3 separate regions of the Homo sapiens genome follow, and regions 2 and 3 are each linked to region 1. A link is a loop called in an ENCODE intact Hi-C map of the cell type or tissue named here. Cell type or tissue: IMR-90. All regions are shown on one strand. Region 1 overlaps CROCC2 (ciliary rootlet coiled-coil, rootletin family member 2). Region 2 overlaps SNED1 (sushi, nidogen and EGF like domains 1). Region 3 holds the start of MTERF4 (mitochondrial transcription termination factor 4).

The links. Hi-C counts contacts between places; a loop is a spot of excess contacts. Peaks named below come from ENCODE experiments on the same cell type or tissue, not always from the same donor. Only the 100,000 strongest peaks of a DNase experiment are listed, where the experiment ranks them.
Region 2: a loop joins it to region 1, with 3 times the contacts of the local background. A loop is called at or near these places in 11 of 110 quality-filtered maps.
Region 3: a loop joins it to region 1, with 13 times the contacts of the local background. A loop is called at or near these places in 5 of 110 quality-filtered maps.

The regions. Positions count from the first base shown.
Region 1 is chr2:240,912,390-240,917,389 of GRCh38, forward strand. The region is part of intron 1 of CROCC2 (ciliary rootlet coiled-coil, rootletin family member 2); the gene reads left to right. Among named protein-coding and RNA genes, the nearest start is that of CROCC2, 8.6 kb to the left of the region's middle. In IMR-90, CTCF peaks have their summits at 2,151 (motif pointing right) and 4,261; DNase peaks (open chromatin) are centred at 1,022 and 4,342; H3K27ac peaks cover 2,319 bases.
Region 2 is chr2:241,075,769-241,080,768 of GRCh38, forward strand. All of the region lies in intron 27 of SNED1 (sushi, nidogen and EGF like domains 1), which reads left to right. It also overlaps a transcript of MTERF4 not described here. Among named protein-coding and RNA genes, the nearest start is that of SNED1-AS1, 14 kb to the left of the region's middle. In IMR-90, a CTCF peak has its summit at 2,814 (motif pointing right); a DNase peak (open chromatin) is centred at 2,833.
Region 3 is chr2:241,099,470-241,104,469 of GRCh38, forward strand. MTERF4 (mitochondrial transcription termination factor 4) reads right to left here and starts at 2,818. Exons shown (of 4, transcript NM_182501.4): 1 at 2,784-2,818; 2 at 1-425. The coding sequence starts at 2,804. RefSeq lists enhancers at 2,065-2,604, 2,605-3,144. In IMR-90, no CTCF peak of the experiment used is centred here; a DNase peak (open chromatin) is centred at 2,892; H3K4me3 peaks cover 1,928 bases; H3K27ac peaks cover 585 bases.

The sequences.
Region 1 (5,000 bases):
ATGAATTAGGGGTTCTTCCAACTCCCTGCTCAACTTGATAATTTGCTGGAACAGCTCACAGAACTCTGGAAGTGACTTTCCCATTTGATTACTGGTTTATTATAAAGGACACAACTCAGGACTAGCCGGAAGGAGAGGTGCCCAGGTCAAGGTACAGGGGGCAGGTACGGAGCCTCCAGGCCCCTGGGCACACCAACCACCCACAGCACTGCCTTGTATTCAGCAACCCAGCCTGCCCAGCCCTGTGGTTTAGGGTTTTTATGGAACCTTCATTAAGTAGGCAAAATTCATTAAATCACTGGCCGTTGGTGATCAGCTCCAGAGACAGCTCCTCTCCCCTCCCCAGATGTCAGGGTGTGGGGCTGAAAGCACCAACGTTCTAATCGTGCCGTGGTCTTTCTGGTAACCAGCCCCTACTTTGCGGCTATCCAGGGGCCCTGGCCATCAGTCGTCTCATAGGCCAACAGAAGACACGCTTATCACTCAGGAGATCCCAAGGGACCAAGTCTAGGGTCCCCACCACGGGACAGGAGCGGTGGATGGTTTCCAAGCAGCCAGGCCACGGTGCCCGTCGCTGAGCTCCGCACTGTCACAAGCAAGCCAGAGGCAGATGCTCAGCCCATCTCCCAATCTCCCAGGCCACATCCAGGCCCTGTCAGGCACAGCCAGGGCCACTGTGCTAACAACACGGGCCCATCCTCCCGCTCAGGAACCCCCACTAGCCCCGGGGTCCAAGGATCGTGTCCCACAATCCTCCACAGAACATTTGAGGCCCTCACGGTCTGGAGCCAGGTTCCTGCTCTGCCTCACTCACCCCCATCCCCACTGCCCCTCCCCCAGACCCTGCACAGACCCCTGGAGATGCACCCCCTCCACCTTTGCTTCCACAGCTCCCTCCACATGGACACAGTGCCCGGGCTCTCTAGCTGGTGGGCTCTTTCTTATCCCACCTCCCCCAGGAAGCCTGCGTGGGCGCCAGGGACACAGGGATAAACAGGAAAGACAGGGTCCTTGCCCTCCTCGAGTTCCTTGTTCTGAGTCATTTTGCCATTGGTGATTCGGACCTGAGGCAGTTCCAGCTGAGCTCTCAGTCTTCTGAGCAGGAGCAGTGCGCTGTGTCCGAGCCTGTCTGTGTGCCAAGCATTGTGTTGGTGGCATAGAAGGGAGTGAGAAGTTGTCTCTCCCCATCCACAATCCCTGCCTCAGTGCCTAGCCGGCCGGGGTCCTGCCTGCAGGGGTGGCCTAGATTTATCAACACCTGAGGAGCAAACTGACACCCACAGAGGCATGTTCCCGCTCCTGGGTGATGCCCAGGCCCAGAGTGTGCTCCACAAACACAGAGACTTAAACTGAGCAATTGCTGAAATACAGCATTTTGGAGGCCAGGTGTTATCCCAGGCACAGAGAAGCTCTTTTTCCTAAGGAAATGGAGCCTGGCAGGAGGCCACCCAGCCCAAGGCCCTCTCTGCGGCGGGCCGGGCTGCGGAAGGACGGCAAGCAGACGTCCGGTGGCTGGACTTGGCCGGAGGCCCTGTCCTCAGATGTGTTCTTCAAGCTGTGCCTGCTCCTGGCAAGGCCAGACTTCCCCGCCCAGGGATGCTGGGAGGGCCATGGAGGGCCCGGGAGAGAAAGGCAGCAGCCGCAGCATGGCTGGGCTCAGACACAGGAGGAAAGGGGCTGCCGCCCGGCCCGGAAGCTGCTTGGTTCCCTGCCCTTTGCTCAGGCTGGGAAGGGGGCACACAGGGGAGGAGAACTGCAGTGGAGCCAAGTCCAGACACCGCCGCTGGGAAGGCTCATCAGTGACCACCCTTGTGCGCGAGTGGGGGCCCAAGGCTGGGGTCCCAGTCCTAACGCTGCTGCTGAGCAGGTGCTCTTGAGCAAGTCTCAGAGGTGCCAAGCCTCACCCTCCTCACCCATTAAGGCGGAGGCCAGAAGCCTCCAATGCAGGCCAGGACAATGGATGTGAAAACGTTTGCAAGTGGAGAGCGTGGAGAACCCTGCGGGCCGATGCTGGCGCGCGCCTTCACTCTCGTGGACACACATCTTTCATTTTCCACTGAGCACTGGTCCGAGATGCCGTCCAAACCCCCAGCCCCAGCCTCCGTTCTACAAGAGCAGGACCTGGCAGCCCCCTGCAGCGCTCCTCGCGGCCACACGGGGGCACTGTTGGAGCTCAGGGAAGGGACCCTCCACCCTCTGGCTGGGAGCTGCCTCCATCCCACCCCTCACTCAGGAGGTTCGCCCTCCACCCCACCCTTCACTCGGGGGTCCACCCCTCAATGAGGGTGACCCAGGCTGACCGAGGAGCCTGCTGGTGGGTGGGCGGGGGTCCCGATGGACGTGCTCCCCCTCCCGCCCCCAGCTCAGGCAGCTGTCCAAGCAGGACGGGACGACGGGGTGGTGGGGCTGCTGAGGGCTGGTGGGGCCAGTGACCCTTGGGTCTGAGCTTCAGCAGGCCCCTGACCGTCCCTGCTTCAGATGGCTTTGACGAGGGTGTGGGGGATTTCCCTCCAAGTCTTCTGACCCCTGACAGCATCTCCAAGGTGATGCCCCAGGCGCAGGGATGGGAATCAGCGCAAGAGCGTGGCCTCCAGATAAAGCCAAGACTCGGGTTTTTCGGTGCAGACCTACAGTCCCTGCGCCCTCCCTGCAGGCGGAAGCCTTTTGCAGGCAGTATGGGCTGGCAGGTGCGCTGTGGCTCCACCCCACCCCAGTGGAGAGCTGGGGTCGTGTCCCTGGCCTCAGTTTCCCCATCTGCAGCATGATGATAAGGTGACCTCCCGGCCCCCCATTCCAGGGTCTTGGCCAAGGCCCTGGAATGGGGAAGGGGTGTAAGAGGAGAGGCCCTGGTAGCAGCCCTGAAACCCCCGGTCCCCAGCAAGTGCCAAAGTGCAGGTGGGACCCTGGATCCACACGAGGGTTCTGATTCCATCAGAGTGTGGGAGGTCATTTGCCTCCAGGCAAGATTCCAGCAGCTTGCATTTCCCAGGGGCTGGTGGCCAGTTGGGGGCAGGCAGCTGAGGCCACACGTGGTCCATCCACTGCACCCTCACAGAGCCTCAGCCCCTGGCCCTGGGATCCAGGAGGGCCTGGATGGCCAACGCTCCCATTTCACAGATGGGGACATGAGGTGGGGGGTAACACCCACGGTCTCTGTTTATTGGTGGCATAGCAAGGACCCCAGTCCAACTCTTTTAGAGGGGAGCCCTGCTCTAACCCTGTGGAGGCAGAGATATGGGGAGCCCACATTTCCCCCAAGGTTTGGCTGTCCCTCTCCACACAACCAAATGGGGTGGCGCAGCAGTGAGGACCCGCTGGCTCTCCCTGCTGGGCCACCCCCCTCAGGGCCAGGATCGGGTTGAGTGGGCCAGCTACCCCTAGCGTAGCTCCACTCAGGGGCTGTGACCTCCCTGGGGTCTTTAATGCAGGTTGAGCTGAAGAAGGTGCTGGGGGCAGGAGGAAGAGATAGGGGCCGGGCTCAGCTGTGAGTCTGGGGCCTTAGGGGAAAGTGACCTCCAGCCCTGGTGTTCCCTCCCACTGCGAGGCCTTCTAGAATACAAGCCTCCAGCGGACGCTGGGCCACAGCCTGGGCCCACCCCGCAGAGGCCCCGGGCGGGAAACGGGCAGGCCCAGAAGGACCCACAGGTCGCGGAGGGGACGCCCTGCCTGTACCCGCCGGCGCAGGTGGCAGCGCAGAGTCCCTGGGAGGGGCCTGGGGAGTGGGCGGTGCCGACCCTCAGGACCACCCTGGAGCCGTGGGGAAGGAAGCAGCATCGGCGGGGTCCTAAGCGCTTAGGCTGGCGGCACAGGCCTCCGGACACGCCGACCTCCACCTTCCCTTCCTTCCCCTCCTCTCCCATCCCTGCCTCTCCCCTGCTTGCTCCTTCCCTCAGCCCTTCTCTCCTCCGGGTGGTTCCATGGGGGCGGCGCTGCCCTCACACTCCAAAGTCGCGCCCACTCTACGCCCCCTGCGCCCCCCTCTGCGTCCCCCTGCGCCCCCCTGCTCGCCCCCTCCTTCCCCGGTGCCCCCCGCCCACCTGCACGACCCCTGCGTCCCCCGCCCCCCCCATGCGCTCCCCCCGTGCCCCCGCGCCCCCGCGCCCCCTGCGCTCCCCGCTCCCCCCGTGTCCCCCTGAACGCCCCCTGCGCTCCCCCCGCGCTCCCCGCGCCCCCCTCCGGCTCCAGCTGGGCCGCGGCCTATTGCAGGCACCCGTCCACAGATGGAACCCATTACGCCCCAGCGCCTCTCGGGACGTCCCGCTAATAAGTGACCCTCTGTAAATGTTAGGAATGAGTCAAGTTTACTCCGCGCTGCAGCCTTCCCGTTAGCGGGTGGCGCCGCCGATGCCCGGGGGAGCGCAGGGCGGGAGCTGCTGAGCAGGCGGAGGGAGGGCGGGGCAGAGCCCTTCCCAGTCTGGGGGATTGAGCGGAGCATGACGGTCTCTGATCAAGGAGCCTGGGGTGCCTCTTGCCACCCTGCTGGGCCTCCGTTCTCCGCTGTGCAAAATAAGGGGTTTAGAACAGAATGGCTGAGCCCCTTCCAGCAGCTCTCCTCCTGGTTGGTGGTCTTGGCACCTGGGTCCCAGCTGGGCCCAGGAGGAGGAGCAGGGACTTCCCTCCCCCTCCCCCACTGGGCTGCTGCTCCCAAGGGGGGCCCATTACTCCCTCCAGAAGAAGAGGCAATGGGGGAACCTGCAGTGAAGGCGCCTCCCAAGACCTCCCAGGGGACTGAGAGACAGACCCTGGTGCACGGGCTGTCGGGAGGACGGGCGGGCTGGCCCCAGACCTCAGCTGATAGTGGGGAGGCGTTTGCTGAGTGGCTGCCCTTTGCAGGGCAGCAGAGTCGGAATAGGGCCTCTCCAGGCGCCATGCTGAGCCTGGGTCTGCGGTGACTCTCCAACCCCGGCGAGGGGGGCCGCGATCTTTGGGGTGCAGATGGAGGAGGAGGCCTGTGTCCAGGGAGCATCCGGGATAGCCAGACAGCATGCACCAGGTGCAGG
Region 2 (5,000 bases), 160 kb after region 1:
ACCAAAGTTAGAAAGTTATTCATGTATATTTTTTTCACAAAGATGTAAAGTTTTGCTTTTGACCTGTAGGTCATTAATCTGTTAGACTGTGTGTGTGTGAGAAGTTGGGCTACAATTTCATTTTTTATGCATATGGGTAAACTGGATTTTTCATCTCTTCATGCTAAAAAGTCCCTTTTTCCCCCACTGTCAGTATCAAAATTCCACATATAAAAGTAGAATTCTGGCGGCGTCAATTTGATACATCTGTGCCAATACTGCCCTGTGTTCACTCTAACTTTGTAAGTCCTGGAACTGATTGGCAAAGTTCCTTTCCTTTACTCTTCATCTTCAGAAGTATCATTGCTACCCTTGGCCTTTTTTCTTCCACATATACACCTTCAAATCTAGTCACACTCTATGGAAAAGGCCTTTGAGATAATGATGACTGGGTGTGCATTCAATCCATTGACCATTTTTGTGAAAATTGACATCTTTAGGATAGTAAGTCTATATCCATGGACATGGGATGTCTCTCCATATATGACATTATGACTTATTTAATATCTTTCAGTAAAGTTTTATATGGAATTCAGACTTATTCCTAGGTATTTTATAGTTTGATACTATTATATAGTTTGATACTAGTATATACTTTAAAAGTTACTTTTCCTGATTATTTATTACTGGAGTATAGATATTTATTTGACCTTTGCATACTGACCTTATAGCCAACCATCTTGCCAAACTCTCCTATTCTTGTCATACATTCTTTGGGGTTTTCTATATATATATAAAATCATATCCTTTTAAAGATTAATTGTTTGCCTTTTAAAACTCAGACCTGCTCACACCTGTAATCCCAGCACTTTGGGAGGCCTAGGCAGGTGAATCACTTGAGGCCAGGAAGGAGTTCAAGACTAGCCTGGCCAACATGGTGAAACCTGTTGGTGTGGTAATGGGTTAAGGATAGGCATTTAGATCAGTGGAAAAGAACTGAGAGTCCAGGGCCGGGCGCGGGGGCTCACGCCTGTAATCCGTGGAAAAGAACTGAGAGTCCAGGGCCGGGCGCAGTGGCTCAGGCCTGTAATCCCAGCACTTTGGGAGGCCGAGGCGGGCGGATCACCAGGTCAGGAGATCGAGACCATGGTGAAACCCCGTCTCTACTAAAAATACAAAAAATTAGCTGGGCATGGTGGCGGGCGCCTGTGGTCCCAGCTACTCCGGAGGCTGAGGCAGGAGAATGGCGTGAACCCGGGAGGTGGAGCTTGCAGTGAGCTGAGATTGCGCCACTGCACTCCAGCCTGGGCGACAGAGCGAGACTCCGTCTCAAAAAAAAAAAAAAAGAATTGAGAGTCTGGAAATAAACCACACGTCAATGGCCAACTGACTTCTACAAGGGGGCTGAAACCATTCAATGTGGAAAGAATAGTCTCAGCAAATGGTGCTGGGACAGCTGGATATCCACATGCAAAAAGAATGAGGCCGGAGCCCTCGTACCATATACCTCATAACACAAATTACCACAAATTGACCAACAACCTAAATGTTAGGAGCTAAAACCAAAACTCTTAGAAGAAAACATAGGAGTAAATCTTCATGACCTTCGATCATGAGGGTCCTTAGGCTCAACAATAAAAGTATGAGCAACAACAAAAATCTATATATAAACTACTCTTCATCAAAACTTAAAACTTCTGTGCCTCAAAGGATGCCATCAAGGAAGTGACATGACAACCTGTGGAGTGGAGGAAACATGCAAATCATACCTGATCAGAGACCCGCGTCTAAAATAAAGAGCTCTGACAACTGAACAATAAAAAGACAAACAACCCAGTTCAGACATGGGCAAATCATACCTGATCAGAGACCCATATCTAAAATAAAGAGCTCTGACAACTAAACAATAAAAAGACAACCCAATTCAGACAGGGGCAAAGGACCTAAAAAGACATTTCTGCAAGGAAGATATGCAAATGGCCAGTAATCACACCGAAAAGATCCTTGACATCATTAGTCAGCAGGGAAATGCACATCAAAACCACTAGGATGGCGGGAATTAAAAAGTCAGATAATAATAAGCATTGGTGAGGACGTGGAGAGATCAGAACCCTCTACGCTGCTGGTGGGACTGTAAAGTGGTACAGCTGCTCTGGAAAACAGTCTGGCAGTTCCTTAAAGGATTAAACCAATAGTTACCGCATGACCCAGTAATTGCACTCCTAGGTATATACCCAAGAGAAATGAAAACCTATGTCCACATGAGGTCCTGTACACAAATATTTATAGCAGCACAGCACAAAAGCCAGAAAGTAGAAACCACCAAAGTGTCAATCAACTAACGAAAGGAAAAGTGGCCGGGCGCGGTGGCTCACGCCTGTAATCCCAGCACTTTGGGAGGCCGAGGCGGGCAGATCACCAGGTCAGGCGTTCGAGACAAGTCTGGCCAACGCGGTGAAACCCCGTCTCTACTAAAAATACAAAAATTAGCTGGGCGTGGTGGCGGGCGCCTGTAGTCCCAGCTCCTCAGGAGGCTGAGGCAGGAGAATCGCTTGAACCCGGGAGGTGGAGTTTGCAGTGAGGTGAGATCGCGCCACTGCACTGCAGCCTGGGAGACAGAACTAGACTCCGTCTCAAAAAAAAAAAAAAAAGAAAGAAAGAAAAGAAAGGATAAGCAAAACATGGTATATCCACTCAATGGAACACGATTCAACCATAAAACAAGGACGCATGCTGCATGCTACAACATGGATGAATCTTGAAAACATGCTAAGTGGAAGAAGCCAGACACAGAAGACTCTATGTACTATGATTCCATTCATATGAAAGTCCAGCAGAGGGAGCTCTCTAGTGACAGAAAGTACATTAGCGGTTGCTCAGGACTGGAGGGTGGAGGGGATGGGGAAGGCAGTAACAGCTAAAAGGTACAAGGTTTCTTTCTGAGGTCACGAAAATGTTCTAAAATTGTGCTGATGGATGCCTGTATCTGTGAATATGCTTAAAACCAATAAATTGTACACTTTGGGTGAATTTTATGTTATATGAATTATCTCAATAATGCCTGCTTTAAAAAAGTTATGTGCAGGCCAGGCACGGTGGCTCATGCCTGTAATCCCAGCACTTTGGGAGGCTGAGGCAGGTGGATCACTTGAGGTCAGGAGTTCGAGACCAGCCTGGCCAACATAGGGAAACCCTGTCTCTACTAAAAATACAAAAATTAGCCAGGCATGGTGGCACACGCCTATAATCCCAGCTATTCAGGAGGCTGAGGCAGAAGAATTGCTTGAACCCAGGAGGCGGAGGCTGCAGCGAGCCGAGATCGCACCATTGCACTCCAGCCTGGGTGACAGGGTAAGACTCCATCTCAAAAAAAAAAAAAAAAAGGCCGGGCGCGGTGGCTCACATCTGTAATCCCAGCACTTTGGGAGGCCGAGGCAGGTGGATCACAAGTTCAGGAGATCGAGACCATCCTGGCTAACATGGTGAAACCCCATCTCTACTAAAAATACAAAAAATTAGCCGGGCGCAGTGGCAGGCGCCTGTAGTCCCAGCTACTCAGGAGGCTGAGGCAGGAGAATGGCATGAACCCAGGAGGCGGAGCTTGCAGTGAGCCAAGATCGCCCCACTGCACTCCAGCCTGGGCGACAGAGTGAGACTCCATCTCAAAAAAAAAAAAAAAAAGTAACGTGCAGAACAGTGTTTTCAGTATGTTGTCTTTTGTGTAGGAAAATGGAGAAGGGAAATACAAATTTTGTCCTCATTTTAATAAAGAAATGAAACTAATAAGATGGTTCACTAAATGAGGAGGGAAAGAACTGCATAATGGGACTGGAGATCGGCGAGGCTTCTCTGAATGAACCTTGTTTTACAGTTTTGACTTTAGAACCAAAAAAAAGGTTTTAAAAACAATAAAAAGAAAAGGCAACACCTAAAAATTGAAAACATACTGAAATAAGTAAACCTAGTTATCATGTGGATGGCATAACCACACAGGAAAAAAATATCATTGCAAGCGATTTTAATAAGAGTAGTCTGTTCACCCCTAATGGAATATGGTCTAAGGATAAAAAGCATCGCCAAGGAATGTTAGGCTATACTCAGTGATCTTAATGTTAGTAGTAATACCTGAATTGTTATTTTGAAATGATTGCATGTATATGGTAGGATAAAGAAAATAATTGTTAACGCCACCAAGATTTTCAGTGTAAAGAATTAAAAATATAAAATGAAAGAAGTTAAAAATCTTGTTTGTTTTGGCTGGGCGCAGTGGCTCACACCTGTAATCCCAGCACTTTGGGAGGCTGAAACGGGCAGTTGACTTGAGGTCAGGAGTTTGAATCCAGCCTGGACAACATGGTGAAACCCCGTCTCTACTAAAATACAAAAATTAGCCAGGCATGGTGGTGCGCGCCTGTAGTACCAGCTACTCGGGAGGCTGAGGTGGGAGAATCACTTGAACCCAGGAGGCAGAGGTTACAGTGAGCTGAGATCGCGACACTGCACTCCAGCCTGGGCAACAGAGCAAGACTCCATCTCAAAATAAATAAATAAAATCTTGTTTGTCTTTTGATTCTGTTAATTTGAAATGGAAATATTAGTATGAACTCATAATGTGTTTATTTTTTAAAGAAGCCTAATTTTCTAGTTCTGTTCATTGAAAGGCCTGAAGCTGTGACATCCCATAATAGGGAGCGGTGTGAGTGCCAGGCTGTGGGCTCTAGATCTCGTTCTCACCAAGAAGCCAGTGATCTTTGGAGAAATGGGTGATTCCAAGACTGAAGCAGGATGTGGACAAAATAAGCCCAGGACATGTTGTGTAAAAAGCAAGCAAGCTTTCAAAACAGCAGACCATGTCCTGAGGGCGGGGAGCCAACCTGAAGGGCTCCCGCTGTCCAAAGACAGAATAAATTGAGCATCAGGAAAACAACTGACAGCAATGGACGGAAGCCCATGAAATATACCAATATCTCTGTGTTCATCGTGATGCTCAGAAAGAAGAAGCAACCTAGTGGGCAACTTTG
Region 3 (5,000 bases), 190 kb after region 1:
GGACTTTTCTTCAAGACCACACACACAGGCTCTGGATTCAGACCCAAGAGAATAAATTCTGAAATGATGTCCAGCAACTGTTGAAGACTGGCACCTCGCCGTACACTGAGCAATTCATTAATATGGGCATTGCTGAAACCCATGTCCAGGAGGGAACTCATGACCCTCTCTAGCTCCAAGGACCCTTGTACCACAGGAGTCCCCTGCTTCTCAAGGAGGCACTGAACAAGATTCCTCCTGCACTCTGGTTCCTGCACATAGTTATTGGATCTAACACAAGATAACTCCTCAATGACCCCTCCATTGGAGGCTGTAGTCAGTTTGCGCAACAAAGAAGCTGTCGTCCTTCTCTGTTCTCCAAGATGAGGAGTCTGCCTAGCCATACAGGCCCAGGTGAGGGGGATCAGGCGGTGCCAATCAAGGACCTGTAAGACACAGGACCAAAAGACAATTAATTCCTCACTATTCCAGTGTAATGGACACCATAAGACTTCTGAGCCAGAGTACTTACTGCCTTGGTTCCACACAAACATACAATTTTTATAAGCAATCTGCAAAATCCTATCTGAACTTAAGCCTACAGAGAAGGAAGCTCACAAAGAACAGGGTATTTCAAGGCCACAGAGATGGGAGTCAAGCAGGTACAATATTGTTAGCTTTTGCAGCTTTAAGGATGGGAGCAGGGACATGGAGGAAGAGGGAAAAACTATTTCTAGGCCACCTGGTCATGTGTGCCAGAAAAGTCTGGACCTCAGACTACTTTCCAGATTCATGTTCTTAAATTCATTCCACGAGAAGAATCTTGTGGGATACAGAGTTGGCCCTTGAACAACAAGGGTTTGAACTGCTTGGATCCACTTATATGTGGATTTTCTTCCGCCTCTGCCACCCTTGAGACACCAAGACCAAACTCTCCTTCACCTCCTCTTCAGCCTAAAGACCTTATGAGGATCTACTTCCTCTTAATGAATAGTAAATACATTTTCTCTTAGGATTTTCTTTTTGTTTTTTGAGACGGGGGTCTCACTCTGTTGCCCAGGCTGGAGTGCAGTGGTGCAATCATGGCTCACTGCAGCCTTGACTTCCCCAGGCTGAGGTAATCCTCCCACCTCAGCCTTCTGAGTAGCTGGGACTACAGGTGCACACTACACCCTGCTAATTTTTGTATTTTTTGTAGAGACGGGGTTTTGCCCTTATGATTTTCTGAATAACGTTTTCTTTTCTCTAGCTTACTTTAAGAATACAGAATGCAATATATATATATACAAGATATGTGTTAACTGTTTATGTTGTCGGTAAGGCTTCCAGTCATGAGTAGGCTATTAGTAGTTGAGTTTTGGAGGAGTCAAACGTTATACACTGATTTTCAACTGGTGTGGGGGCGGTCTGGTGCCCCTAACCCCTGTGTTGTTCAAGGGTCACAGTAATTAGTCAACTTGCATACACAATTCCAGTTGACCTCAAAAGTCTTCAGTGGTTCAGGCTGGTGCTTAACAAACTATGCACAAATCATCCAGGCACTCTAAGCCAGCAGTCTTCAACGTTTTTGGCACCAGGGACTGGCTTCATGGAAGACAATTTTTCCACAGACTGGTGAGGGGTTTCAGGATGATTCAAGCATATTACATTTGTTGTGCACTTTATTTCTGTTATTTTCACGTTGTAATATAAGATGAAATAATTATACAACTCACCATAATGTAGAATCACTGGGAGCCCTGAGCTTGTTTTCCTACAACCAGGAGGTGCCATCTGGGGTTGATGGGAAACAGTGACAGATCATCGGGCATCAGATTCTCATAAGGAGCGCAACCTGGACCCCTCAAAGGCGCAGTTCACAATAGGGTTCGCGCTCCAGTGAGAATCTAAGGCGGCTGGTCTGACAGGAGGCGGAGCTCAGGCGGTAATGCCAGCGAAGGGAGCGGCTGTAAATACAGTCTGGCTGGCTCACTTGCCGCTCACCTCCTGCTGTGCAGCCTGGTTCCTAATAGGCAAGGGACGGTACCGGGGGTTGGGGAACCCCTGCTCTAAAACCTTCACATCGGTCCCAACCCCTTCTCCAGCGTCATCGATTGTCGCCCTGGGGCCACCCTGCCAAGCCCAAGCTCTGGCTGCTCTCCAGCCTCCCCTGTCCAGATGCTCCCTCCGCCAGGAACACCTGGCAGTCGCTGGGGTCAGCGGGCGCGGCCCGTGGAACTGGGCTCAAGCCTAAAGACCTCTATGCTGATTCCGCTTCCTCTTAATGAAAAGTACATGTTATCTTCCTTGTGAAGTTCAAACTCTTGTTCAACAGTCAACTCAGGCCGGGCGCGGTGGCTCACGCCTGTAATCCCAGCACTTTGGGAGTTCGAGGCGGGTGGATCACCTGAGGCCAGAAGTTACAGACCAGACTGGCCAACACGGTGAAACCCCGTCTCTACTAAAAATACAAAAATTAGCCAGGCATGGTGGCGGGCGCCTGTAATCCCAGCTACTTGGGAGGCTGAAGCAGTAGAATTGCTTGAACCCGGGAGGCGGAGGTTGCAGTGAGCCGAGATCGCGCCATTGCACTCCAGCCTGGAGACAGAGCGAGACTTTGTCTCAAAAAAAAAAAATGTCAACTCTATATCCCACAATAATTGAGCAGAGCCACGGGTCCAGGATGCCAAAACCAGGTCAGCGTGCACGGACCTCCGGGAGGGCTCCACGACCTGGCCGTGAAACACTCGGCGGCCGCGGTTCCTCTGCGTCGCTGCCCGCCCGCCTGCGACCCGGAGAAGCCCGCGCGCCCAGCTCGAGCTTACCTGACGGCCGAACGCAGCCATAGCGCGGAGAAGATGGCAGCAGTTACGGCGCCGGAAGCAGCGGTCCTCCCCCGTCCTTCACTTCCGGCCCCCGGTCCGTCACCGACGCCGTTCCCAGCGCCAGCGCGGTGTGGTGGATCGTGATTCCGGCCCGGAGCTGTGCTGAGCGTTCACGGCCCCGCGGGGCTCAGGTGTCCCGGGGCCGCCCCTTAGAAAGCCGGAAGGCCGGAGTCGCGCCCGTCACCGTGCCGCCGCCTCTGCCGCGGCCTCAGCCTTCGGGGGCCTCGGTGTCCGGTTGTTCCCGTTGCACTGCCGTGTCCCGTTTCGCAGAGCTCTGGGCCGCGTGAACGAATGGGTCGTCCTGGCCCATACTTGTGTTTCAGATGACCTGAGAATTCCTCTCAAGAGTACAGGTAGAGGGGAACTGGTTCCTTGCTTCGGGAACTTCACCCGAGAGCGCAGAAATCCTTCCCGAGGCAGGAAAAATGGATTCCGTTCCATGTAGAGATATTTAAGATTTTATTGTGTAAAAATCTGTATTCAGCGTGAACACCGGGGCCACCTACGCACAAAAAGAAGTCTTTACCGCTTTTCTTTCTTTTTACTCTCAGCCAGTGGAAGATGAGAATTTGCCGTTTTTAAAAGACCCAAGTAAAATGACAGGAATTACGGCACATTTCCCTTTATAAGCAAGAGCCTTCCCAACTTCGAGGTCTGGTTCCCTCTTAGGATGAAATATAGTAAAGTTTTAGCCCAATGTGTATTCATTCTTAAATTTCCTCTCTCGACCTAAGAGCGTAGGCATCTTTCACAAGGTGATGCTTGTGAAGAATAAAAAGGTGTGCTTTCTCAGCTGCCTAAATCCTGCCACCAAAGCCTTAATTTATAAGCATTTCTTGTTTTATCTACTTCATTCTGGACTGACATAAAGGATTTGATTCTTGCATGGGCACACATTTACATATCTGCTTTGCGCCAGGCATGGAGTGGGGTGCCAAACAATTTATGTAAAACTGTCTTTTGACAAAAGGATTATGTCAAAGAAAAGGAAGGTTCTAATCCGTGTAGAAACTAAAGAATTGGTTGCTTTGGCAGAGTGCAGTGGCCCACGCCTGTAATCCCAGCACTGTGAGAGGCTGAGGTGGGGGGGATTGCCTGGGCTCAGGAGTTCAAGACCAACCTGAGCAACATAGGAAAATCCTGTCTCTACAAAAAATAAAAAATTAGCCGGGAGTAGTGGCGTGCACCTGTAGTCCCAGCTACTCAGGAGCCTGAAGTGGGAGGATCACTTGAGTCCAGGAGGTTGAGGCTGCAGTGAGCCATGATTGCACCACTGCACTCCAGCCTGCGTAACAGAGCAAGACCTTGTCTCAAAAAACAAAAGGAAAAAAAAAATTGGTTGCCTTTGTTGTTTTTTATAATGTAATTTTCTTCTCAAAATACTCAACTGTCAACATCTCACAATAAATTGTGTTAATGCTACACCAAAAGCCTAAGAAAATCCCATGAGCCACCCCAACTCCCTGGAAAGAATCAAGGAACCTGAACAGTTTGTCTAGCTCTAGAAATAAAATGACAGCTGGGACATGGGGATTACTATGAAAAATTGACATGAGCCCGGGTGTGGTGGCTCACGCCTGTAATCCCAGCACTTTGGGAGGCCGAGGTGGGCAGATCACCTGAGGTCAGGGGTTTGAGACCAGCCTGGAAAACATGGTGAAACCCCATCTCTACTAAAAATACAAAAATTAGCCAGGCATGGTGGTGGGCACCTGTAGTGTCAGCTACTCAGGAGGCTGAGGCAGGAGAATCACTTGAACCTGGGAGGCGGAGGTTGCAGTGAGCCAAGATCACGCCATTGTACTGCAGCCTGGGCAACAAAAGCGAAAGTACTTCTCAAAAAAAAAAAAAAAAAATTTGACATCACCTTCAGTCTTGTGTGAAAACTTTGCTCTCTCGAACCATACTTTAAAAATATGCAGTGGGTTGGGCACGGTGGCTCATGCTTGTAATCCCAGCACTTTGAGAGGCTGAGATGGGTGGATCACCTGAGGTCAGGAGTTCGAGACCAGCCTGGCCAATATAGTGAAACCCTGCCTCTACTAAAAATACAAAAATTAGCCAGGTAACGTGATAACGCACACTTGTAATCCCAGCTACTCGGGAGGCTGAGGCAGGAGAATTGCTTGAACCCAGGGAACGGAGGTTGCAGTGAGC